2 separate regions of the Homo sapiens genome follow, and region 2 is linked to region 1. A link is an interaction called in ENCODE POLR2A ChIA-PET data of the cell type or tissue named here. Cell type or tissue: OCI-LY7. All regions are shown on one strand. Links, peaks and the distances in the headings refer to the core of each region. The heading gives the core; the rest is flanking DNA.

Region 1 (12,029 bases), core at 4,020-9,019:
CGTGATAGAGACACAGACCCACACGGCGGGGCGGAGCATGATAGAGACACGGACCCAAGTGGCGGGACATGGCATGATAGAGACATGGACCCACGCAGCGGGATAGAGTGTTACAGAAATGGTAACTGTATGGGGAAATGTGTAAGATTTTAAAACATGTTATTTAAATATCTTTAAAAGATAATTGACTTAAAAATAATAATGAACGGTATGGTTTATAAAATATAAGTAGAATGTACAACAACAATAGCACGAAGGCTAGCAGGGGAGAGATGGAAGCCGATGACGGTGAGGTTCCCACACCGTGTATGCCACAGTGTCATCCCACAGCTGTAACGAGCTGCAGACGGACACCATGAACCCAAAAGCCACCGCTGAAATCACAGAAGAGTTAGCAATAGTAAGCCCCAGCAAAAGAGTTAAAATTGAATCCCTTGAGAAACATTCAACCCAAAAAAGGCAGAAAAGGGGGAAGGAGGGACAAATACTAGACAGTACAGGTAGAAAACAAACAAGATAATAATAATGACGCCAAATGCGAATGGTGTGAAGACCCCCAATAACAGTCAGAAGTTGTCACATTAGATAAAGAAGCAGGTCCCAGCCCCCAACTATGTGCTGCTTATAAGAAACAACTTTTTAATTTTGAGATGGAGTCTTGCTCTGTCGCCCAGATTGGAGTGCAGTGGCGCAATTTTGGCTCACTGCAACCTCTACTTCCCGGGTTCAGCTGATTCTCCTGCCTCCACCTCCCAAGTAGCTGGGACTACGGGCGCCCACCACCACACCTGGCTAATTTTTGAATTTTTAGTAGTGACAAGGTTTTGCCATGTTGGCCAGGCTGGCCTCAAACTCCTGGCCTCAAGTGATCCGCCCACCTTGGCCTCCCAAAATGCTGGGATTACAGGCATAAGCCACTGTGCCTAGCCAAGGAATACACTAAAAACAAGCAAACAAACAAACAACCAAAAATCTCCTGTTGCACTTCAGTAACACTTTAAATATAAAGACGTAAATAGATTAAAGCTTCTAAAAAAGAAAAATAGACCAGGTGCAGTGGCTCACACCTGTGATCCCAGAACTTTGGGAGGCCAAGGCGGGTGGATCATCTGAGGTCAGGAGTTCGAGACCAGCCTGGCCAACATAGTGAAACCCTGTCTCTACTAAAAATACAAAAATTGCTGGGTGTGGTGGTATGCCCCTGTAATCCCAGCTACTTGGGAGGCTGAGGCAGGAGAATTGCTTGAACCCAGGAGGCGGAGGTTGCAGTGAGCTGAGATCGTGCCACTGCACTCCAGCCTAGGCCACAGAGTGAGACTCCATCTCAAAAAAAAAAAAAAAGATGGAAAAATATACCACACTAACACTAATCAAAAGAAAGCTGGAGTTACTATATTAGTAACACATACAGTAAAATTTTGGAGCAAAGAATATTCCCAAGAATAAGGAAGGTAATTTCATCCTAGTAAATGGATCAGTTCATCAGGGGGACATAACAAACCTAGATGTCTCTGTACCTAATAACAGATCTTCAGAATATATGAAGCAAAAACTGACAATGCTGCAAAGCGAACTAGAGAAACCCACAGTTATAGGCAGTGATTTCAACATGAAGGTCTCCAGCCATTGGCTTTCATTTTCACGTTTTAAAACCAGAAAACTCATAGCAAACTAAGCCAAAAGAAAGCAGAAGAAAGAAAATAGTGAAGATCAGCATGAAAATCAATGATTGAAAACAGAAAAAGAGTAGAGCAAATTAATAAAACCAAAAGCTGGTTCTTTCAGGAGATCAAAACAATTGAGAATCCTCTAGCTAGACTGATGTGGAAAAAAGAGAAAGACAAATCATCACTATGAACGAGAGGAGTAAAATCACCAGAGTCTACGGAAATTAAGAGGAAAATAAGGGAATATTATTCACAATTTTATGCCAATACATTTAACAACTTAGATTAAAAGGACAAATGTTTTTGAAAGACATAAACTACCGAAGGTCACTCAAGAGGAGAAAGGTCATCTAAATAGTATTACATCTTATGGAAGAAATTACAAGGCCAGTCATGGTGGCTCACACCTGTAATCCCAGCACTTTAGGAGGCCAAGGCGGGTAGATCACCTGAGGTCAGGTGTTCGAGACCAGGCTGGCCAACATGGCAAAACCCTGTCTCTACTAAAAATACAAAAATTAGCCAGACATGGTGGTGGGCACCTATAATCCAAGCTACTCAGGAGGCCGAAGCAGGAGAATTGCTTGAACCCAGGAGGTGGATGTTGCAGTGAGCCGAGATCACATCACTGCACTCCAGCCTGGCGACAGAGCAAGACGCCGTCTCAGGAAAAAAAAAAAAAAAAAAATACAAAGAAAACTGTAGGCCCAGGCTGGGCACGGTGGCTCACACCCGTGATCCCAGTACTTTGGGAGGCCAAGGCCGGCAGATCACCTGAGGTCAGGAGTTCGAGACCAGCCTGGCCAAAATGGTGAGCCCTCTCCTCTACTAAAAATACAAAAATTAGCTGGGCGTGGTGGTGCACACCTGTAGTCCCAGCTATTCAGGAGGCTGAGGCACAAGAATCACTTGAACCCGGGAGGCGGAGGTTGCAGTGAGCTGAGATTGTGCCATTGCACTCCAGCCTGGGCAACAGAGTCAGAGTGAGACTCCGTCTCAAAAAAAGAAAAAAAAAAGGAAAGAGAATTTCAGTCCCTGATGGCTTCACAGGGTATTTACCAAATGTTTGAGGAATAAATAATATAAATTGTACATAACTCTTCCAAAAGATTGAAGAAGAGGAATACTTCCCAAATTCATTTTTCTGCTCTCCAGGAAACTCTATTTAATGAATGAAAAGGCAAGTCAAAGCTGGGAGAAAATATTTGCAAAGCAGATATCTGATAAGGACTTGAGTCCAAAATGCATAAAGAACTCTTCCAACTTAAGAAGAAGAAAGCAAGCAACCCCATACAAAAATGGACAAGAGGGCCAGGTGTGGTGGCTCACACCTATAATCCCAGCACGTTGGAAGACTGAGCCAGGAGGATCACTTGGACCCAGGAGTTCCAGCCCAGCCTGAGCAACATACTGAGATGCCATCTCTATTATAAAAAAGAAATTTTTTTTTTGAGATGGAGTCTCGCTCTGTCACCCAGTGGCACAATCTCGGCTCACTGCAACCTCTACCTCCTGGGTTCAAGCAATTCGCCTGCCTCAGCCTCCAGAGTAGCTGGGACTACAGGTGCGTGCCACCATGCCACTTAATTTTTGTATTTTTAGTAGAGACAGGGGTTTCACTATGTTGGCCAGGCTGGTCTCGAACTCCTGACCTCAGGTGATCTGCCTGCCTTGGCCTCCCAAAGTGCTGGGATTACAGGCATAAGCCACCATGCCCAACTATAAAATTTTTTTAAAAGAATAAAACATGGGCAAAACTTCTCCAAAGAAGATATATGGGTGGACAATAAGCACAAAATCATGCTCACCATCTTCCGTCATTAGAAAAATGCAAATAAAACCACAATGAGATACCATTACATAACTAACAGAATGGCTAAAATTTTTAAAAATGTAGCAAGTGCTGTCAGGGCTGTGGAAGATCTACTGGAGGGACATCAAATGGTTCTACCACTCTGACTCTGGAAACCCATTTGGCAGTTTCTTTAAAAGTTAAACATTCTGCCAGGCGTGGTGGCTCATGTCTGTAATCCCAGCACTTTGGGAGGCCAAGGCAGGCTGATCACCTGAGGTCAGGAGTTCAAGACCAGCCTGGCCAACAAGGTGAAACCTCATCTCTGCTAAAAATACAAAAACTAGCCAGGCATGGTGGTGTGTGCCTGTAATCCCAGCTACTCAGGAGGCTGAGGCAGGAGAACTGCTTGAACCTGGCAGGCGGAGGTGCACTGAGCTAAGATTAGGCTGCTGCACTCCAGCCTGGGCCACAGAGCAAGACTCCATCTCAAACAAACAAAAAAGTTAAACATTCATCACCACGTGATCTGGAGGCTCTGCCCCAGCATTCGCCCAAGAGAAGAGAGCCTCTGTCCACACCAGGATCTGGTGCCTCATGCTCAGAGCCCCAGACTGGACACAGCCCAAACTGCAGGTCTGCAGATAGAGCAGCCATGGCAGATCAATGCAAGAGGGAGCTATTCAGCCATAAAAAGGAATCACTATTGATCCCCAACAACGTGGGCGCTTCTCAGAGCAGTTATAAGGAGTGACAAAAGCCAGGCGGAAAGCACGGCACGTTCTCCGTGATTCTGTTTACACAGGGCCTGGAACACGCCGAGTAACACGCACGGTCGCAGCAGTGGGGCTTGGGAGAGGCAGGAGGACGGATTGCAGAGGGCACCGGCGGCTTCAGGGTCAACAGAGGCATTCACTCTGCACCTGGGTGCTGGGTCCCGGGGTACACCTGTGTTCACCCTGCGCCTGGGTGCTGGGTCCTGGGGTACACCTATGTTCACTCTACACCTGGGTGCTGGGTCATGGGGTACACCTGTGTTCACCCTGCGCCTGGGTGCTGGGTCCCGGGGTACACCTATGTTCACTCTATGTGTGGGTGCCGGGTCCCGGGGTACACCTGTGTTCACTCTACGTGTGGGTGCTGGGTCCCGGGGTACACCTATGTTCACTCTACGTGTGGGTGCTGGGTCCCGGGGTACACCTGTGTTCACTCTACGTGTGGGTGCTGGGTCCCGGGGTACACCTATGTTCACTCTACGTGTGGGTGCTGGGTCCCGGGGTACACCTATGTTCACCCTGCGCCTGGGTGCCGAGTCCCAGGGTACACCTATGCTCACTCTACACCTGGGTGCTGGGTCCCGGGGTATACCTATGTTCACTCTACACCTGGGTGCTGGGTCCCGGGGTACACCTATGTTCACTCTACGTGTGGGTGCTGGGTCACAGGGTACACCTATGTTCACTCTACACCTGGGTGCCGGGTCCCGGGGTACACCTATGTTCACCCTGCGCCTGGGTGCCGGGTCCCGGGGTACACCTGTGTTCACTCTACACCTGGGTGCCGGGTCCCGGGGTACACCTATGTTCACCCTGCACCTGGGTGCCGGGTCCCGGGGTACACCTATGTTCACCCTACACCTGGGTGCTGGGTCCCGGGGTACACCTGTGTTCACTCTACACCTGGGTGCCGGGTCCCGGGGTACACCTATGTTCACCCTGCACCTGGGTGCCGGGTCCCGGGGTACACCTATGTTCACTCTACACCTGGGTGCCGGGTCCCGGGGTACACCTATGTTCACCCTGCGCCTGGGTGCCGGGTCCCGGGGTACACCTGTGTTCACTCTACACCTGGGTGCCGGGTCCCGGGGTACACCTATGTTCACCCTGCACCTGGGTGCCGGGTCCCGGGGTACACCTATGTTCACCCTACACCTGGGTGCTGGGTCCCGGGGTACACCTATGTTCACCCTACACCTGGGTGCTGGGTCCCGGGGTACACCTGTGTTCACTCTACGTGTGGGTGCTGGGTCACAGGGTACACCTACGTTCACTCTATGCGTGGGTGCCGGGTCCTGGGGTACACCTATGTTCACTCTACACCTGGGTGCCGGGTCCCGGGGTACACCTGTGTTCACTCTACGTGTGGATGCTGGGTCCCGGGGTACACCTATGTTCACCCTGCGCCTGGGTGCCGGGTCCCGGGGTACACCTGTGTTCACTCTACGTGTGGATGCTGGGTCCCGGGGTACACCTATGTTCACTCTACACCTGGGTGCTGGGTCCCAGGGTACACCTATGTTCACTCTGTGCCTGGGTGCTGGGTCCCGGGGTACACCTATGTTCACTCTACATGTGGGTGCTGGGTCCCGGGGTACACCTGTATTCACCCTGCACCTGGGTGCCAGGTCCCGGGGTACACCTATGTTCACCCTACACCTGGGTGCTGGGTCCCGGGGTACACCTGTGTTCACTCTACACCTGGGTGCCGGGTCCCGGGGTACACCTATGTTCACTCTACACCTGGGTGCCGGGTCCCGGGGTACACCTGTGTTCACTCTACACCTGGGTGCCGGGTCCCGGGGTACACCTATGTTCACTCTACACCTGGGTGCCGGGTCCCGGGGTACACCTGTGTTCACTCTACACCTGGGTGCCGGGTCCCGGGGTACACCTGTGTTCACTCTACACCTGGGTGCCGGGTCCCGGGGTACACCTGTGTTCACTCTACACCTGGGTGCTGGGTCCCGGGGTACACCTGTGTTCACTCTACACCTGGGTGCTGGGTCCCGGGGTACACCTATGTTCACCCTACACCTGGGTGCTGGGTCCCGGGGTACACCTGTGTTCACTCTACACCTGGGTGCCGGGTCCCGGGGTACACCTATGTTCACTCTACACCTGGGTGCTGGGTCCCGGGGTACACCTGTGTTCACTCTACACCTGGGTGCCAGGTCCTGGGGTACACCTATGTTCACTCTACGCCTGGGTGCTGGGTCACGGGCTACACCTATATTCACTCTACGCCTGGGTGCTGGGTCACAGGGTACACCTATGTTCACTCTATGCGTGGGTGCCGGGTCCCGGGGTACACCTGTGTTCACTCTACACCTGGGTGCTGGGTCCCGGGGTACACCTATGTTCACTCTACGCCTCGGTGCTGGGTCACAGGGTACACCTATGTTCACTCTATGCGTGGGTGCCGGGTCCTGGGGTACACCTATGTTCACTCTACACCTGGGTGCTGGGTCCCAGGGTACACCTATGTTCACTCTACACCTGGGTGCCGGGTCCTGGGGTACACCTATGTTCACTCTACACCTGGGTGCCGGGTCCCGGGGTACACCTATGTTCACTCTACACCTGGGTGCCGGGTCCCGGGGTACACCTGTGTTCACTCTACACCTGGGTGCCGGGTCCCGGGGTACACCTATGTTCACTCTACACCTGGGTGCTGGGTCCCGGGGTACACCTATGTTCACTCTACACCTGGGTGCCGGGTCCCGGGGTACACCTATGTTCACTCTATGCATGGGTGCCGGGTCCTGGGGTACACCTATGTTCACTCTACGCCTGGGTGCTGGGTCCCAGGGTACACCTATGTTCACTCTACGCCTGGGTGCCGGGTCCCGGGGTACACCTATGTTCACTCTACACCTGGGTGCCGGGTCCCGGGGTACACCTGTGTTCACTCTACATGTGGGTGCTGGGTCCCAGGGTACACCTATGTTCACTCTACACCTGGGTGCCGGGTCCCGGGGTACACCTGTGTTCACTCTACACCTGGGTGCCGGGTCCCGGGGTACACCTGTGTTCACTCTACATGTGGATGCTGGGTCCCGGGGTACACCTATGTTCACTCTACGTGTGGGTGCTGGGTCACAGGGTACACCTATGTTCACTCTACGCCTGGGTGCTGGGTCCCAGGGTACACCTATGTTCACTCTACGCCTGGGTGCTGGGTCCCAGGGTACACCTATGTTCATCCTGCACCTGGATGCTGGGTCACGGGGTACACCTATGTTCACTCTACGTGTGGATGCTGGGTCCCGGGGTACACCTATGTTCACCCTGCGCCTGGGTGCTGGGTCCCGCGGTACACCAGTATAAAAATCTTAGGGTCGTGCATGTTTCATTATGCCTAGTTTGTTGTATGTAGTTATAACTCAATGAAGCTGTTTTTACAGGGAAAACATCTCGTTGAAAGCATGCTGCAAATCACGAGCATATCTCCAGGCCATCAAACGTTCTGTTTTTAGTGACTAACACCCGACACTTGGATGCAACCGAATTTGCCCCATCTCCTTTCTGCTGCAGGACTTGAGTGGCCTGCCCATGGCTCGCTCATTTAAACCACACTCTGATAACATGTTATTACACAAATTTTTCTACTTTTAAAATTATTCATGAAAGCTAGATTGTCAGGGGTGGAATTATTGGAGCAGAAGTCTAAACTAGCTCTTCCTTCTCCACACAGGCTCAGGGTTTGGAGCGGCCACCAAGGCCATGTGCATCGGCCTGCGGTACTGGAAGCCTGAGCGGCTGGAGACCCTCATCGAGGTCAGCGTGGAGTGCGGCCGGATGACCCACAACCATCCCACAGGTAAGTGTGGGCGGGGGGTGGGAGGGAGGTCAGCGTGGAGTGCGGCCGGATGACCCACAACCACCTCACAGGTTAAGTGTGGGGTGGGGGGCGGGGGCCTGGAGCTGCCGCCATCTGCACGTCTGCTTAAAGGAGACAGAAGCTGACCCTGCACCTGCCGGCTGCCTGCTGTGAGGGCGCCCTGCCCGGGACACTGGGCTGGAAATCTTGTGGGTTCACATCGATTTTTTTATTTGTTGGGGGAGTTGGCTTATTTTTTAATCTGCTTTGCTTAAGGCCTGTTTTCAGCCCAAAAGCAGGATTAGCGATAAGCACGGTGATGTTGAAGAAACTGTGCAAGGGAAGAATTCAGTGGTTTTGGTATCATTTGTGTCAGAACAAAAGACAAAGAAACGCACCAGTGCCTGGGTGCAGGTGGGATCGGGGGGACCCTGGGGACAAGGGTTTGTACAATACTTCCTGCATTTTCCTGCTGTGCCCTGGGTTGGCCCCACCACCCGCCGGCCAAGGGAGCCAAGGAGACCACGGGAACCACGGGAGCGGCTCCACCCCACGGGCCACAGGTTTCTAACCTGTAACGGGGCGACTGCCACATGTGAATCACACCCCCAAATCGGGCTGTGTGAGGGTGAAGCGGGTTGGATCATGTCGCCCCCTTAACACGGCACTTCCGTCCTTGTGGTCTGTGCCAGCTGGCCAGCTGCTCACTGGGATTTGTCCCCGTCCGCAGCCCGTCCTGTGGAGGGCAGGCCTCTGAGAGGCCAGGCTGGGGTGGCTGCGGTAGCGCCTGACTCTAGGCCTGACTTTGAAAGGTAATGAGGAGGCGGCTCGGTTGGCTTCCATTTAAAAAAAGCAAAAAGGACTCAAAACTCCTGACCTGCAGTTGGCCCTTAGTCCTGGCACCGCCCAGTCCCACGCACATCCAACAGCCACGCTAGCCTCGTTCAAGATTACCTTTTGGTATCTGCTGTGACTGGCATCCCAACAAGGAGGGCAGAGCTGCCCACCCCTCCGTGAGAACAGCGGTGAGCAACCGGCCTTCGATCAACACGCAGCTCTGCCGGCCTGGCCGTCCCACCCCCACTGAGTCTGCAGCAAAGCAGGTGCGTGCCTTTACTACCCTGGGGACAGATGGCCTAAGCAGTGGACTCACAGGCAACTTTGCTAACTCGTTAAAATGAAAGAGGGAAGGCACGTGACCCAACTGGTGGGCCAGAGTCAGATGCTGAGAAGGGAGCAGTGCTGGACTCCTGCTAGCTGAGTGCTGCAACTGGGCGCAAATTAAAAATTAAAACCTTCAGACCCGAAAATGTTGGGCATTTGCCAGGTGCAGGTGCAGCGGCTCACACCTGTGATCCCAGCACTTTGGGAGGCAGAGGCAGGAGGATCACTTGAGCCCAGGAGTACGAGACCAGCCTGGGCAACACGGGGAGACTCCATCTCTACAAAAAAATTAAAAATTAGCCAGGCATGACGGCACGCACCTGTGTTTCCAGCTACTGATGTAGGAGGATCGCCTGAACCCAGGATGTTGGGGCTGCAGTGAGCTGTGTTTGCGCCATTGCACTGCAGCCTGGGCGACAGGGCGAGGCCCTATCTCAAAAACAAAAAAAAAGCTGGACATTTGAAAACAATGTAATGAGCACAAGAATCTGTGTTAATAATTTAAATTTCTAAAACATTTGCTAATATATTTCCTACTCATATTTTAAAAATTATTTCACGGCCAGGCGCGGTGGCTCACGCCTGTAATCCCAGCACTTTGGGGGTGCCAAGGCAGGCGGATCACCTGAGGTCAGGAGTTCAAGACCAGCCTGGCCCCCATGGTGAAACCTCGTCTCTACTAAAAAATACAAAAATTAGCTGGGCACGGTGGTGCATGCCTGTAATCCCAGCTACTCAGGAGGCTGAGGCAGGAGAATCGCTTGAACCCGGGAGGTGGAGGTTGCAGTGAGCTGAGATCACACCACTGCACTCCAGCCTGGGCGACAGAGTCAGACTCCATCTCAAAAAAAAAATTATTTCACATGTTTAATAGATGAATAATTTATATATTCTATGATAATGACCAAAAATGTTTTAAGGGTTTGATTTTATGAAATTGACACTTCAAAGTGCTTTTTAACTCTACTCCCTTTTCCATTTTCAAACCACCTCTGGCAGTAAGAGCCACAGTTTGTGTTACAGCCTGCATCGCGTGCTCCCATGAGTCCAGAGCTGCAGCCACCCTGCGCGGGGGCAGAGCCGTAGGCAGGGTCAGGACCGGCCCAGAGCCCTGGGCTTGAGAACCATTCATAGACTCTTGCCGCTGCTGCAGCCCTCCCGCCGGGCCAAGGGAGGCCCTGATGAGTGCCTTCAAGAGTGGCCCAACAGCCGCTGGAAAGCGTCTCTGCAGCCTGTCTCTGCGGCCTGTCTCCGCATGGCGTGTCACGGGCAACCATGCTCCATGTAGCGGCCGTGTTGAGTGGCCGTTCACCGTGGGCCCAGCCTGGGCTTAGGGTCATCTTTTCCCCACGACAGCCCCGGCAGGGCAGTGTCACAGCCCCGGTGTACAGAGAAGTGGGATGTCAGAACGCACGCGGCACCCACCGCAGAGCCTGCCTCTGGCCAATGGCGCCGTGACAGCAGGCTCGCCCCTCTCCTAGGTGGCTGTGGGCCTCAGACACACCCACAGGGTCCACAGCAGAACCTTCTGAAGCTAACATGGCTCCAAAACAGCAACACAACCTCTCAGCCCCACATGCCCCATCCACAAGAGGGGTGATCACCATGCCCTTCACAGGCTCTCGTGAGGACTGAGTGGCAGATGACACCCTGGGAGCAGTGCCCAGTGGGGCAAGGGCTCGGCAACGGGGGTCACTGCTCCCCTGCATGGCCACTCGCACTGTAACTACTGCCACCACCACAGCTGCTCCCATCGGCAGCACCACACCATCCCTACTGCTGCTGTCGCTAGCAACACTGTCACCGCCACCACTAGTGCCACTGCCACCCCCGCCACTGGTGCCACTGCCACCCCCGCCACTAGTGCCACCCCCGCCTTTTATCACTGCTCCGCTTTTGTCACCAGTACAGCCATCACCACTATGGCTGCTGCTACTGGTCCTGTCACCACTGATATCACCAGTTCCTCCACATGATACCGTCACTAGTACGACAACCACTGCTGCAGTCACTGGCACCACACTGTTCCCACCCTGACCGTCACGAGTACCACCACCATTGTTGCTGCTGCTACTGGTACTGTCACCACGGCCGTCACTAGTCCTCCCACACGACTGCATCTCTGAAACTACATCATGAGTACCATGGCCATCACTTCGCCTCCTGCCACTACTGACCCGCAGCGGCTGCAGTCCCCACGATGGCTAGCAGTGAGAGGAGAGAGCTCATGTCTTTGGAAGAGGCAGCCCCTCCAGGGCTGTCTCCACCCAGACGGTGACCACGGGATTTCCAGGACTGTCCTGCCAGCCCTGGGCATTGTTAGCCTCATTATGGCCAGGATCATCGTAATTCAGATCAGTCTCTTCCGAGCTCCTCTCTGATGGCTTGCACACTAGCGGAATGAGGCCACTGCAATGGTGGATGGGAGCCTAGTGGGGCCAGACGTGGCCATGTTCCCTGAGAGCTGCGCACCCAGTGCCACCTGCTCCGTGAGGTGCAGGGCTGGCTGTGTGGACTGCGGGGTGAGCTCAGTACCCCAGAAGCCGCTGGCTCCATCTTTCCCCACTGCCCTGGAAGATGGACCAGGACAGGCCTCCCGGACTTCTTCCTTAACCGTGTTTTATTAAATACATATATACTCGCATGCATTTATTTTTCAGTAAACAGTTGTAAAATTTGACATACCAAAGAAAATAAGGGAGGCAGTGCCTATAAGATGAGCTCTGAGCTTGTCTGTGCTGATGAGCTTGCTGGCTGCTAATGCACGCCCAGAAGTTAGGCAAGAAAAGCCCCAAGCACCAGCAGGG
Region 2 (12,029 bases), core at 4,626-9,625, 78 kb before region 1:
AGGTCTACGACAACTCAAAAGTATCCAAAGTCAAAATATTGCCATTGTACACACTTCCAAAATAACTCAAATTATTTTGGCACTTTACTTTTTTTTTTTTTTTTTTTGAGATGGAGTTTTGCTCTGTCGCCCAGGCTGGAGTGCAGTGGCTCGATCTCAGCTCACTGCAACCTCCACCTCCCGGGTTCAAGTGATTCTCCTGCCTTAGCCTCCTGAGTAGCTGGGATTATAGGCGCCTGCCATCACGCCTGGCTAATTTTTATATCTTTAGTAGAGACGGGGTTTCACCATGTTGGTCAGGCTGGTCTCAAACTCCTGACCTTGTGATCCACCTGCCCTGGCCTCCCAAAGTGCTGGGATTACAGGCATGGGCCACTACTCCCGGCCGGCACTTTACATTTTTAAGAATAGACTTTAAAATCTCTTTGAGAACACTGAAGCATTTTAAGATTAAAAATGTTGTAGAGCAAATCATCAGAACACCTTTTACTTCCACGACTTACTTGTTATTTATATAATTATTGAAAAATCTCATGACAAAAAGGTGACATGGCAAACAAGATGACAGGCTTGGATAATCACACCAATTTCACTGCGTCCCAGAAACACATGGAGAAGCCTTTGCTTCTCACCTTTACAGCTTCCCTGAGCTACTCCAGGTAGGCCTGACTCAGGCCCCTCTGGTCACGTGGTGTGTTCCACGTGTGCAGACCCACCCAAGCCACTGCACAGAACGAGCCTTCTCTGTGAGACCAACACAGACTTGATGTCCAAATGGTGCAGACGCACCCAAGCCACCACACGGAATGAGCCTTCGCTGTGAGACCAAGACAGACTTGGTGTCCAAATGGTGCAGACGCACCCAAGCCACCACACGGAATGAGCCTTCACTGTGTGACCAACACAGACTTGGTGTCCAAATGGTGCAGACGCACCCAAGCCACCACACGGAATGAGCCTTCACTGTGTGACCAAGGCGGGCCCGGCAGACAAACACCGGCTCACGAGGGCAGAACAGTAGTAGCCATGACTAGCTGAAGAGACTAAGGAACAACTCTGGAAAGAAGAAAGGAAAATGAGACCTTCTTCACAAATTCAGTAACTTGCACAAGCCTCCAAAGGTCTCAATTTTCAATGTACAGTTCCAGCTATGAACTCTGTAAATATGCTTCTAAAAATTAAATTGTCATTCCCCCAACCCCACCCCGAACAAGGTACTTTTTCTTACAAAAAAAAAAAAAAAGCGGCTGGGCGCGGTGGCTCACGCCTGTAATCCCAGCACTTTGGGAGGCTGAGGTGGGTAGATCACCTGAGGTCAGGAGTTCGAGACCAGCCTGACCAACATGGTGAAACCCCATCTGTTCTAAAAAATACAAAAAATTAGCTGGGCATGGTGGCGGGCACCTGCAGTCCCAGCTACTTGGGAGGCTGAGGCAGGAGAATCACTTGAACCCAGGAGGCGGAGGTTACAGTGAGCTGAGATCACGCCACTGCACTCCAGCCTGGGGGACAAGAGCGAGACTCCGTCTCAAAAAAAAAAAAAAAAGCTACTGTTATCAACAGATTTTAAAAGACCAATCTGATAGAAAAGGCTTATTTTAAAAAAACAGCAGAACCACACAAAACCCCTTGATGCCAGCAAAAATCTCTTTCTGGATAGAGATTCAGGTAATTGTTTTAGAAGGCTTGATTGACTTATTGTACAAAATTAAATTTTTGGTGAACAAAATATCTTGGCTTAGAATTTTAAAACAGTCTGAACAGACGATGACGTTAAGCTGTTGTGGCTACAGCTTTGTGCCTTTTAGGGTTACACGATTCAGGAGATGATAAAATTGCCTCCCAACTAATATTGTCCATGCGGAGGCTTCACAGATCAGCGATTTTCACCCTAAGGCTCGCATGGGCTTGTGGTCACCGCATCTCTCTTCATCTCGCAGCCTTCGCAAGACGGGAGGGAGGCTGCGAGATGAGTCTGTGGGATGCAAAGGAGCCACGGCCACCCCACATCTTCCGCAGATAACACGTTCACACCTGCGCCCCTTCTATTTAAAAGAAACAAAATCTCTCACTACATCTCACTTTTTAGAGATAGCCTTTGATGATATTACTGCCAGCATTTTGTAAATGTTTTAAATATTTTGTTCTCTTCCTTTGCACCGATCATAGTGAACTGGCTGAAATCAACAGACACTCAACTGTTGCCCGCTAGGCCATGGGCACCACAGAGCAGAGACCAGGTCTTCACCAAGGTCCCTGATGCAGGACCCCGAGTCCACACCCACAGGGCCTGCGCAGGAAACACTGCTCACGAGGGACTTCACGGGGCTGCAGGAGGAAGACAAGTGCTCGGAGTAGTGACGGGCACAAAACTTCAGCAGTGCAACCAGACAAGATGAAAATATTACCACACTGAAATATTACAATTTCTCTAATTTCTCAACACTTTCACTATTGTCATCTTTCTGAAATCTGCACTACCTTTTTGTGCTTATCACTACTATAAGCATTTTGATTTCTTCCTGTTTTCCATTCCTTTTATTAAACAGTTTAAATATACAGAGAACAAGGAGTATATCAAATGCTCACATACCCACTAAGGAATTTGCTAAATTTTAAACCTGTAACATATTTGCTTCAGATTTTTAAAGAAATAAAGTCCTAAGGGTGCCGCCAAGGAGCTCTGTAAACCCCTTGCTGTGGGGCCCCTCTTCCCTCCACCCACACTCCCCACAAGGAGGTCTGTAAACCCCGTGCTGTGGGGCCCCTCTTCCCTCCACCCACAGTCCCCACTTGACCTTATTCTGAAAGTTCATCATCCCCTTGAATGCATTTCTACTTAATGTTAACACCTATAGATCTGGAGGCAACACTGAGTTTATTATTTTGTAATATTAAACTTCACAGAATCAACATTTCTGCGACTTGCCGTTTTTGACCACCACTATATCTGCAAATTATCCATGTTGATGCACAAAGCTCTGATTCATTTTTAAAACTGTTGTAGAACAGACCACAGTTTATCCATTCATCTCTTGGTGGACGTTCAGGAATTCCATTTATTCACTAATACAAAAATGGCTGCATGTAATCCCAGCACTTTGGGAGGCCAAGGCGGGCGGATCACGAGGTCAGGAGATCGAGACCATCCTGGCTAACACGGTGAAACCCCGTCTCTACTAAAAATAGAATTAGCCGGGCGTGGTGGCGGGCGCCTGTAGTCCCAGCTACTCGGGAGGCTGAGGCAGGAGAATGGCGTGAACCCGGGAGGTGGAACTTGCAGTGAGCTGAAATTGTGCCGTTGCACTCCAGCCTGGGCGACAGAGCGAGACTCCTCCTCAACAACAACAACAAAGGCTGCATGAATATTCTAGCACATTGTGGGGGAAACCTCCTTTCCCCTCGCTTGCATTTTCACAAGAAGGGAATGTTTCCTCACCACTCCTGGCCTCTTGCCTGGTCCCACATACATTACTCCCAGGGAGACAAGGGCGCTCTTCCTGGAAATGGATAGAGCCCGTCTTCCTTTGTGAACCAGCCAGCCCACGGCACCTGGTCTCAAGGTTCTCTTGCAGACCTGAGTTTCACAGGGCAGGCCCTGCCCACGGAGGCCTCTGGAGGCCAACGCTGCTTGTGGCTGGACAATGAGTCTTGCTCCGAGGTTAAGAATGAAGCCTAAGAAGCTCATCACTGCCAGGCATGCAAACCACACCTTCTTCACAATCCAGCTGCCATTCTGACCTCCAGGTGCCTGCCTCCTCTGTTCCTCTTTCTATGTGTTTTCAGCACAGGCAAGGCAGAGTGGAGTTACACATTTACTGGACTCCTTCGAGGGTTGGGCCCCTCGAAGGGGCTAGAAATCTTGAGAAATAGAAAAGGAGCAGAATTTGCATCAAAATCCATGTAAGAAGAGTGACTGAGGCCGCTGCTGTGGCCAGAGCTAACACCTTTAAGCTCTGGTGAGACAGTCTTAAGTTTGGGCTATATACAAATTTCTTTTCTTTTCTTTTCTTTTTTTTTTTTTTGAGATGGAGTCTCACTCTGTGGCCCAGGCTGGAGTGCAGTGGTGTGAACTCAGCTCACTGGAAGCTCCGCCTCCAGGGTTCAAGCAATTCTTGTGCCTCAGCCTCCCGAGTAGCTGGGGATTACAGGCGTGTGCCACCATGCCCGGCTAATTTTTATATTTTCAGTAGAGATGAGGTTTTGCCATGTTGGCCAGGACGGTCTTGAACTCCTGACCTGATGTGATCCACCTGCCTTGGCCTCCCAAAGTGCTGGGATTACAGGCATGAGCCACCATGCCTGGACATATATAGGAATTTCTAATAAAATTTCAAGCATATGCAAAAGTAGAAAGAAAAATACAGTGCATCTCAAGGAACAAATAATCCAGTTTCCATGATCAGGCAGACTAACCTTGTTTCATACACTAACCTCCACTCTACCCTCCTAAGGGAAACCCCAGTCATCCTCTTAACCATACCTTTCAATGTGCATCTCTAAGACACAAGGCTGGTGTCCAAATTGGGAAGAATGAATTTAATGATCCTGTAAGCAGATGAGATTATCTCATATGTAGAAAATCCTAAAGATTCCACACACAAAAATCTATTACAATAAACCAGTTCACAAAGTTGCAGGGCACAAAATAAACACACACAAGTCAGCTGCATTTCTTTTTTTTTTTTTTTTTTTTTTTTGGGACGGAGTCTCGCTCTGTCAACCAGGCTGGAGTGCAGTGGCACGATCTCGGCTCACTGCAAACTCTGTCTCCCGGGTTCACGCCATTCTTCTGCCTCAGCCTCTTGAGTGGCTGGGACTACAGGCGCCCGCCACCATGCCCGGCTAATTTTTTGTATTTTTAGTAGAGACGGGGTTTCACCATGTTAGCCAGGATGGTCTCGATCTCCTGACCTCGTGATCCGCCCGCCTCGGCCTCCCAAAGTGCTGGGATTACCAGCGTGAGCCACCGTGCCCAGCCACTTACCTTGTTTTTAAAAACAATTATTATAAAATACTTTGGATCAAGAAAAAAGGTACAAAGCATGTCATGAACAACCAGAGCCATCACTGAGCTTCTGGAAGAAATGTCACAAGCAGCCGACTGCCCTGCGTCTCTCTCTGATGGCATGCCTCCCCATCTCTGGCACAGCCACCCGGCCACATCTGTCATTCTCAAACACTTCTTGTTGCTTTTAGTGTAAAAGTTTGCATGTATGTAAAGTTCAGACTTTAAACACATAAAACATGTTGCATTCCACATCTTCTATCTTTCCCTCCATGCTACAGAATTCACATTTGCTTCTGCAGCATTCCAATGTATGAATACATCTTAACTGTCCAGCATGTTACTGAATATTCAGTTGATTAATTTTTTGCTACTAAAAATAATGCTGTTTTGAATTATAATAATTTGCAAGAATTTTCTAGGATATGTATATAGAAATGGAATTTTCTGATTGCAAAATTGTTCTCCAAAGTGGCTGAACCAATTTACATTCCCATGGAGAATGCTTAGATCTTGCAACTCCACATTCTTGCCAATGGTAGATCAGGTTAAAAATGTCTGCCAGGGCCAGGTGCGGTGGCTCATGCCTGCAATCCCAACGCTTTGGGAGGCCGAGGCAGGAGGACTGCTCGAGGCCAGGGTTCAAAACCAGCCTGGGTAACATAGCAAGACCTCCATCTCTACAAAAAGACTAAAAACTTAGCCAGGCATGGTGGCACACGCCTGTCATCCCAGCTACTCAGGATGCTGAGATGGGAGGATCACTTGAGCCCAGGAGGTTGGGGCTGCAGTGAGCCAAGATCAAGCCACTGCACTCCAGCCTGGGTGACAGCAAGACTCGGTCTAAAACAAAGCTTGGCAGCAAGCTCGTGTGGATGGCGTCGATCTCAGTCCCATCAGCCTGCACCCCGAATACTAGCGAGGCTCATGTCTTCCTGTTGCAAGACTCGGTCTAAAACAAAGCTTGGCAGCAGGCTTGTGTGGATGGCGTCGATCTCAGTCCCATCAGCCTGCACCCCAAATACTAGCGAGGCTCATGTCTTCCTGTTGCAAGACTCGGTCTAAAACAAAGCTTGGCAGCAGGCTTGTGTGGATGGCGTCGATCTCAGTCCCATCAGCCTGCACCCCGAATACTAGCGAGGCTCATGTCTTCCTTTTTGTTCATCATTTAGGTTTCTTCTCCCGTAAGTTATTTGCTCAGATATTCTGCCTATTTTCCCATTAGGTTACTTTTTGGTTTGGATTTACAGACGTTCTTGATACATTCTGAATATTAATCCTTTGCTCTAAACAAACAATAAATAACTATAGGAAATGTCTTCCTCTGGCCTGTGGCTTATTAAAAAAAAATGCCTTTCAATAAAAGTTACAGTTGTCCCCATAGTGAGGTTAGTATGAAAAAGAAGGTTACAAAGTCAAATGTGTCATATGTATCAGTATTTTCTCTTTTGAATTCTGCATTTTATATTTTAAGGAATTCTACCCTAAGGTTATAAGGATATTTTCTATTTCCTTCTCGTAGTTCTAAAGTCAAGCTAATTTCATTTTCTTACGTTGGATAGCTAATTCCCACTCCTGGTAAGTCGATCTCCCCAGCTTCTCTGCAGCGTCTGGGCTGTGGGCCCCGACCCCCCGGCTCCATCTCAGCCTGTGGTGCTGCTATCCACCGGGACATCCTCAGTCTTGAGAGCTGGCGGGGGACTCCTCACCTCAAATTAATGTTGCCTATTCTTAGCTTTTTGGTACCCACTGAATTTTAGGATCAGTTTCTTCAGTTTCATGAAAACTCCTGCCAGATTTTTTTTATTGGAACAGCTATGAGTTTATAAATTTGGGGAGAAGTGACATCTTTATGAATGGAGTCTTTTTATGAACTCTGTGAGCATGAATTCACTCCATTTGTGACTTTATCCTCAAAGGTCACAGCTCTCTTTTGATAAGTTTATTCCCAAAGCTTTTTTTTCAAATTACAATTTCTAACTGTGCTGTGGGTATATTACACATTTAACATGTCTAACTGTAAATTTCCTTTCAGTGTCCAAGTCCTTGACTCTAACTACCTCCCAAACATGCAACCCTCCTATCTTCTTACTATCTAGAGTTTTAGCCTGGCCTTTAAAAAAACAAACTCAAACATCTCCTTTTCTAACAGTCATAACTGACTAAATGTATCACCTTCTAGCCCCCTCTGTCTCCCTGCTGCTTCCACGCCCAGCTCTGCCTCTGCAGGGCCTGGGTCTGGGCCCTGTGGGGACTGCTGGGTGGGCGGTGCTCTGGGGTCTTTGCACATCAGAAATGCCTGCATTTTACCCCCTACTCTTGGATGGTACTTTCACTGGGCACACATGACTTGTCTCCCCAGGGTGTGGGTTACCTATCCGCTATCTCCCACCATCTGACGTTGCCGAGGAGACGTGTCCTATCAGCCCAATTATTTGCTGTTCCTTTTTAAACCACCTGTCTTTTCTGCCAAGTGTTCAGACGTTCCCTTCTACTTCATGCTCAGCTGCAGAACATGACATGCCTGGGTGGACTTATTTCCCCTTATCCCATCAGTGTTGGAGATGGGCTCCTGTCTCGAGTTCTGAAAACCTACCAGGTCCTCTTTCCAGTCTCGGCCCCTGGGGCTCTGAGTCTATATATACTGACCCTCTCCATCTACATTCTGGCCCCTGGGGCTCCGAGTCCATATATACTGACCCTCTCCATCTACACTCTGGCCCCCTTCCAGTCCCAGCACCTGGGGCTCCGAGTCCACATATACTGACCCTCTCCGTCTACACTCTGGCCCCCTTCCAGTCCCAGCACCTGGGGCTCCAAATCTATATATACTGACTCTCTCCGTCTACACTCCGGCCCCCTTCCAGTTCCAGCACCTGGGGCTCCAAATCTATATATACTGACTCTCTCCATCTACACTCCAGCCCCCTTCCAGTCCCAGCACCTGGGGCTCCAAATCTATATATACTGACTCTCTCCGTTTACACTCCGGCCCCCTTCCAGTTCCAGCACCTGGGGCTCCGAGTCTATGTACACTGACCCTCTCCATCTACTCTCCAACCCTCTCCGTCTACACTCCAACCTTCTCCATCTACGCTCCAACCCCCTCCATCTACACTCCGGCCACTGAGGCTCTGAGTCTATATATACTGACCCTCTCCATCTACACTCCAACCCTCTCCGTCTACACTCCGGCCCCTGGGGCTCTGAGTCCATATATACTGACCCTCTCCATCTACACACCAACCCTCTCCCTCTCCAGTCCCGGCCCCTGAGACTCCGAGTGTATATATATACTGACCCTCTCCATCTACACTCCAACCCTCTCCCTCTCCAGTCCCGGCCCCCGCGACTCCGAGTGTATATATACTGACCCTCTCCATCTACACTCCGGCCCTCTGCCTCTCCAGTCCCGGCCCCCGCGACTCCGAGTGTATATATACTGACCCTCTCCATCTACACACCAACCCTCTCCCTCTCCAGTCCCGGCCCCTGAGACTCCAAGTATATATATATACTGACCCTCTCCATCTACACTCCAACCCTCTCCCTCTCCAGTCCCGGCCCCCGCGACTCCGAGTGTATATATACTGACCCTCTCCATCTACACTCCGGCCCTCTGCCTCTCCAGTCCCGGCCTCCGTGACTCCGAGTGTATATATACTGCACACCTCCGAGTGTATATACACCGTGCACTGATTTTGAAGTCTTTGTGAAGCTTCTCTGTCCATAAGGGCAGTTCACGCTGTGACTGCTGAGTCCGTCAGCTCTTTTCCAGCCACAGATTTCTTCACAGGTGTGGGTGTCCCGTGTGCGGGCCACTAAACTAGGAGCTGTTTTCATGCGTCGTTCCTGGTCCCCACTTGGTCTTTTTTCATTTCACTCAGCCCCCGACCCTCCAACCCTGTCCAGTCTCACGATGGGGCTGACCCTAGGACCAGCCCACAGGGATGCTGGCACCAGCACGGAGGAGGCCCATGGCCGGGGCCACCCGTCCAGCGTCTAGCAGGGAGGCTGCATCCGTGTCCTACTGGCGCCTCAGGCCCCGCAGAAAGCCGCAGATTTTTAAAAAGTTTTCCCTGCCTCCTTTCACAGACAGATGCTTCCCAACTGCCTGTCACACAGTGAGGGCACATGTGGGTCCCACATGCTCCAGCACCCTGCTTGGCGGCCCATGGCCAGCTCTGCTCAGCCTCTCAGTTGCCGGCACAGAGCCTCTCGGTTTATGGGAGAGGTCAGACATACCTCTTTGGTTTTCTCTTTCCGTATTTTCTCTTCTATGCCTGTGTGTTCTGTGCAGGGTGAACGTCAGAGTGAAGTGACTGTGACATTTCGACCCCGTATTTTACTGACTTTTACAAAATAAGAGCAAAACAGTGACAGCTTACCCAGTGGGTAGGCAGGCTGTCAGAAACAGCCACCTGCCAAGCCTCCCCGCACAGGGACACGGTCCTGCCTAGGTTTCCGAGTGAGTCGGCTTCCACTGTCCTCCCCGCACAGGGACACGGTCCTGCCTAGGCTCCGAGCAAGTCGGCTTCCACTGTCCTCCCCGCACAGGGACACGGTCCTGCCTAGGCTTCCGAGTGAGTCGGCTTCCACTGTCCTCCCCGCAGAGGGACACGGTCCTGCCTAGGCTCCGAGCAAGTCGGCTTCCACTAAACAGTCACGACTTAGAAGCGGCAATGTTTCATACATACGATGAAACTAAGGCCAAAGCCAAAGAGTCGGGAACACCTTCAGTTACCAAAGCACCTTGATTTCACAGGAAGAAAGTATCAAAAGTGTATCAATTCCCAGTGCCTGCTAGAATTAAAGCAGCAAAACATACGCAACTTCCTAAAATCCACCAGTTCCACAGGTCATTTTCCAGTGCTGACTGGTTTTTCAAAATCTTGGTCCAATTTCTCTCTGGCCCTCAATCAATCCTCACGGGCATTTTTCTTAATCAAGTGGAGAAGTGGAGGTTTGGAGGAGCTGAGTTCACAGGGACACCATTTCCTTGCAGAATGTAAGCCCTGGTATCCACCATGGTTAGGAAAGTCCTAAGAGGGGAAATAAGACTTTGCAATTTTTCCTCACATGCCCTCAACTGTGAATCCAAAAGTCACCTACACACGAGCATGAATTAGACACGCACTCAGAACATGCCGTCACCTACCTTCTTTGTCACCCCGAGCACTGCCCATGAGGAACCTGGACACGAGGGGTGTGCTTGACAAGGACAGACACGTGGAAATGAAGACGCTCTGCGTGGGTTTGATCCGCAAGAGATGCCCCCACAGCAAGCCAAATGCAATCATTAACAGTGTCATGTAACACGGCCCTTGTAAGGAAATCTTCCACACCTTAAAGAGAACACAGTGAGTCACACACTTTTTAGTGACAACAGGCAATGACCACACCACACAGACTTCACGCATTTCTGCATCCAGGAAAGGAGGCAGAGCTGAGCTTTTGTGAAGCAACGCTGGGGTCACCATCTGAACATGGTGAATCCTCACACAGGGCTTCCTCTGTGCCAGGCACTGTCACAGGGCTGCACACACACAATACACGCACACGCACTCTCTCCCCATGTGTGTGAATAGAACCTAATCCTCAGAACACCCTGAGCTCAAGATGACCATTTTCCCCACTTTCAGATGAAAACACCGAGGCACACACAGGTTAAGTGACTCGCCCAAGGTCACGTGGCCAGTAAATGTTGGAGCCAGGAAGTGCACCCAGGCCCTGTGGCTCGGCATTCGAAGCGGCTCTATAGTGCCTCGGGGTGCACTCAGCACTGTGTTAAACCAGACGGGAAGGTGGAAGAAAGCACGCTTCAATCGTAAAATAATAAAAACTACCGACATATAAACATAAATACGATACATCAACCAAAGAAATTAACCTGGAACTCCTCCTATTCCACGTGAAGTGCTCATTCATATTTTTTTCTCCTCACTGCATGGTCCCAATCAATATAAGCATCAATTCCCTAATTCCAGGCCCTCTACAGAAAGTGAAAGTTGGGGTGGGGGCCCTAGAAGGAAGGGGTGCAGGGGCTGTGTGGCTAAACATAGGCGTCATGGAGCAGCCGGGCACATGCGGCTCCGGGAGAGCCCACCCAAGAAGCCTGCCAGTCCCAACATAGGCAGCTCCAGGGGGGACCCACCCACCAAGCCCGCCAGTCCCAACATAGACAGGCAGCTCCAGAGGACCCACCCACCAAGCCCACCAGCCCCAACATAGGCAGCTCCAGGGGGGACCCACCCACCAAGCCTGCCATCCTAACACAGGAAGCTCCAGGGGGGACCCACCCACCAAGCCCACCAGTCCCAACATAGACAGGCAGCGCCAGGGGGACCCACCCACCAAGCCCGCCAGTCCCAACATACACAGGCAGCTCCAGGGGGGACCCACCTGCCAAGCCCGCCAGCCCCAACATACTCAGGCACCTCCAGGGGGGACCCACCCACCAAGCCCACCAGCCCCAACATACACAGGCAGTGTCAGGGGACCCACCCGCCAAGCCCACCAGCCCCAACATACACAGGCAGTGTCAGGGGACCCACCCGCCAAGCCCGCCAGTCCCAACATACACCGGCAGCTCCAGGGGGGACCCACCCGCCAAGCCTGCCAGTCCCAACGTACTCAGGCAGCTCCGGGGGGACCCACCCACCAAGCCCGCCAGCCCCAATGTACCTTGGGTGCTTTGGAGCATGTGAGCCTTTCCCTCCCCACCTAGTTCTTAGTGAAAAATAACACTTCTTGCAAAATTACAACTTTTTTTTTGAGAATCAGGGAAATGAGCAGACACGCCCCAGCTTCCCACAGTTGTGACCAGCTGGCCTGCTTGTCCACCATGGAGCTTCCGGACCCCAAAGGGGAAGCACAGTGCCTTCCAACCCCATGAGGCCCGGGCTCACTTCATCTGAACACTGAGATGTCATGTGACAGGAGGCCAGCAGATGCCACTTAACAGCTCTGGGCTGCGGAGACTCAGGTAAGTCTCTACTCTGCTCGGCCCCCTCTCTCCTTC

What was found. ChIA-PET counts read pairs that join two places held together with the same protein. Peaks named below come from ENCODE experiments on the same cell type or tissue, not always from the same donor. Only the 100,000 strongest peaks of a DNase experiment are listed, where the experiment ranks them.
Region 2: POLR2A ChIA-PET joins it to region 1 with 12 read pairs; 2 of 35 experiments call an interaction of 5 or more read pairs at or near these places.

Annotation. Positions count from the first base shown.
Region 1 is chr13:113,429,771-113,441,799 of GRCh38, reverse strand. It overlaps ADPRHL1 (ADP-ribosylhydrolase like 1), which reads left to right. Exons shown (of 8, transcript NM_001394807.1): 3 at 7,933-8,058. Among named protein-coding and RNA genes, the nearest start is that of ADPRHL1, 18 kb to the left of the region's middle. RefSeq lists an enhancer at 10,467-11,047. In OCI-LY7, for the core only: no CTCF peak of the experiment used is centred there; no DNase peak of the experiment used is centred there; H3K27ac peaks cover 1,479 bases.
Region 2 is chr13:113,508,562-113,520,590 of GRCh38, reverse strand. It overlaps SLC9D1 (solute carrier family 9 member D1), which reads right to left. Exons shown (of 13, transcript NM_017905.6): 7 at 10,167-10,353. Among named protein-coding and RNA genes, the nearest start is that of SLC9D1, 24 kb to the right of the region's middle. In OCI-LY7, for the core only: no CTCF peak of the experiment used is centred there; no DNase peak of the experiment used is centred there.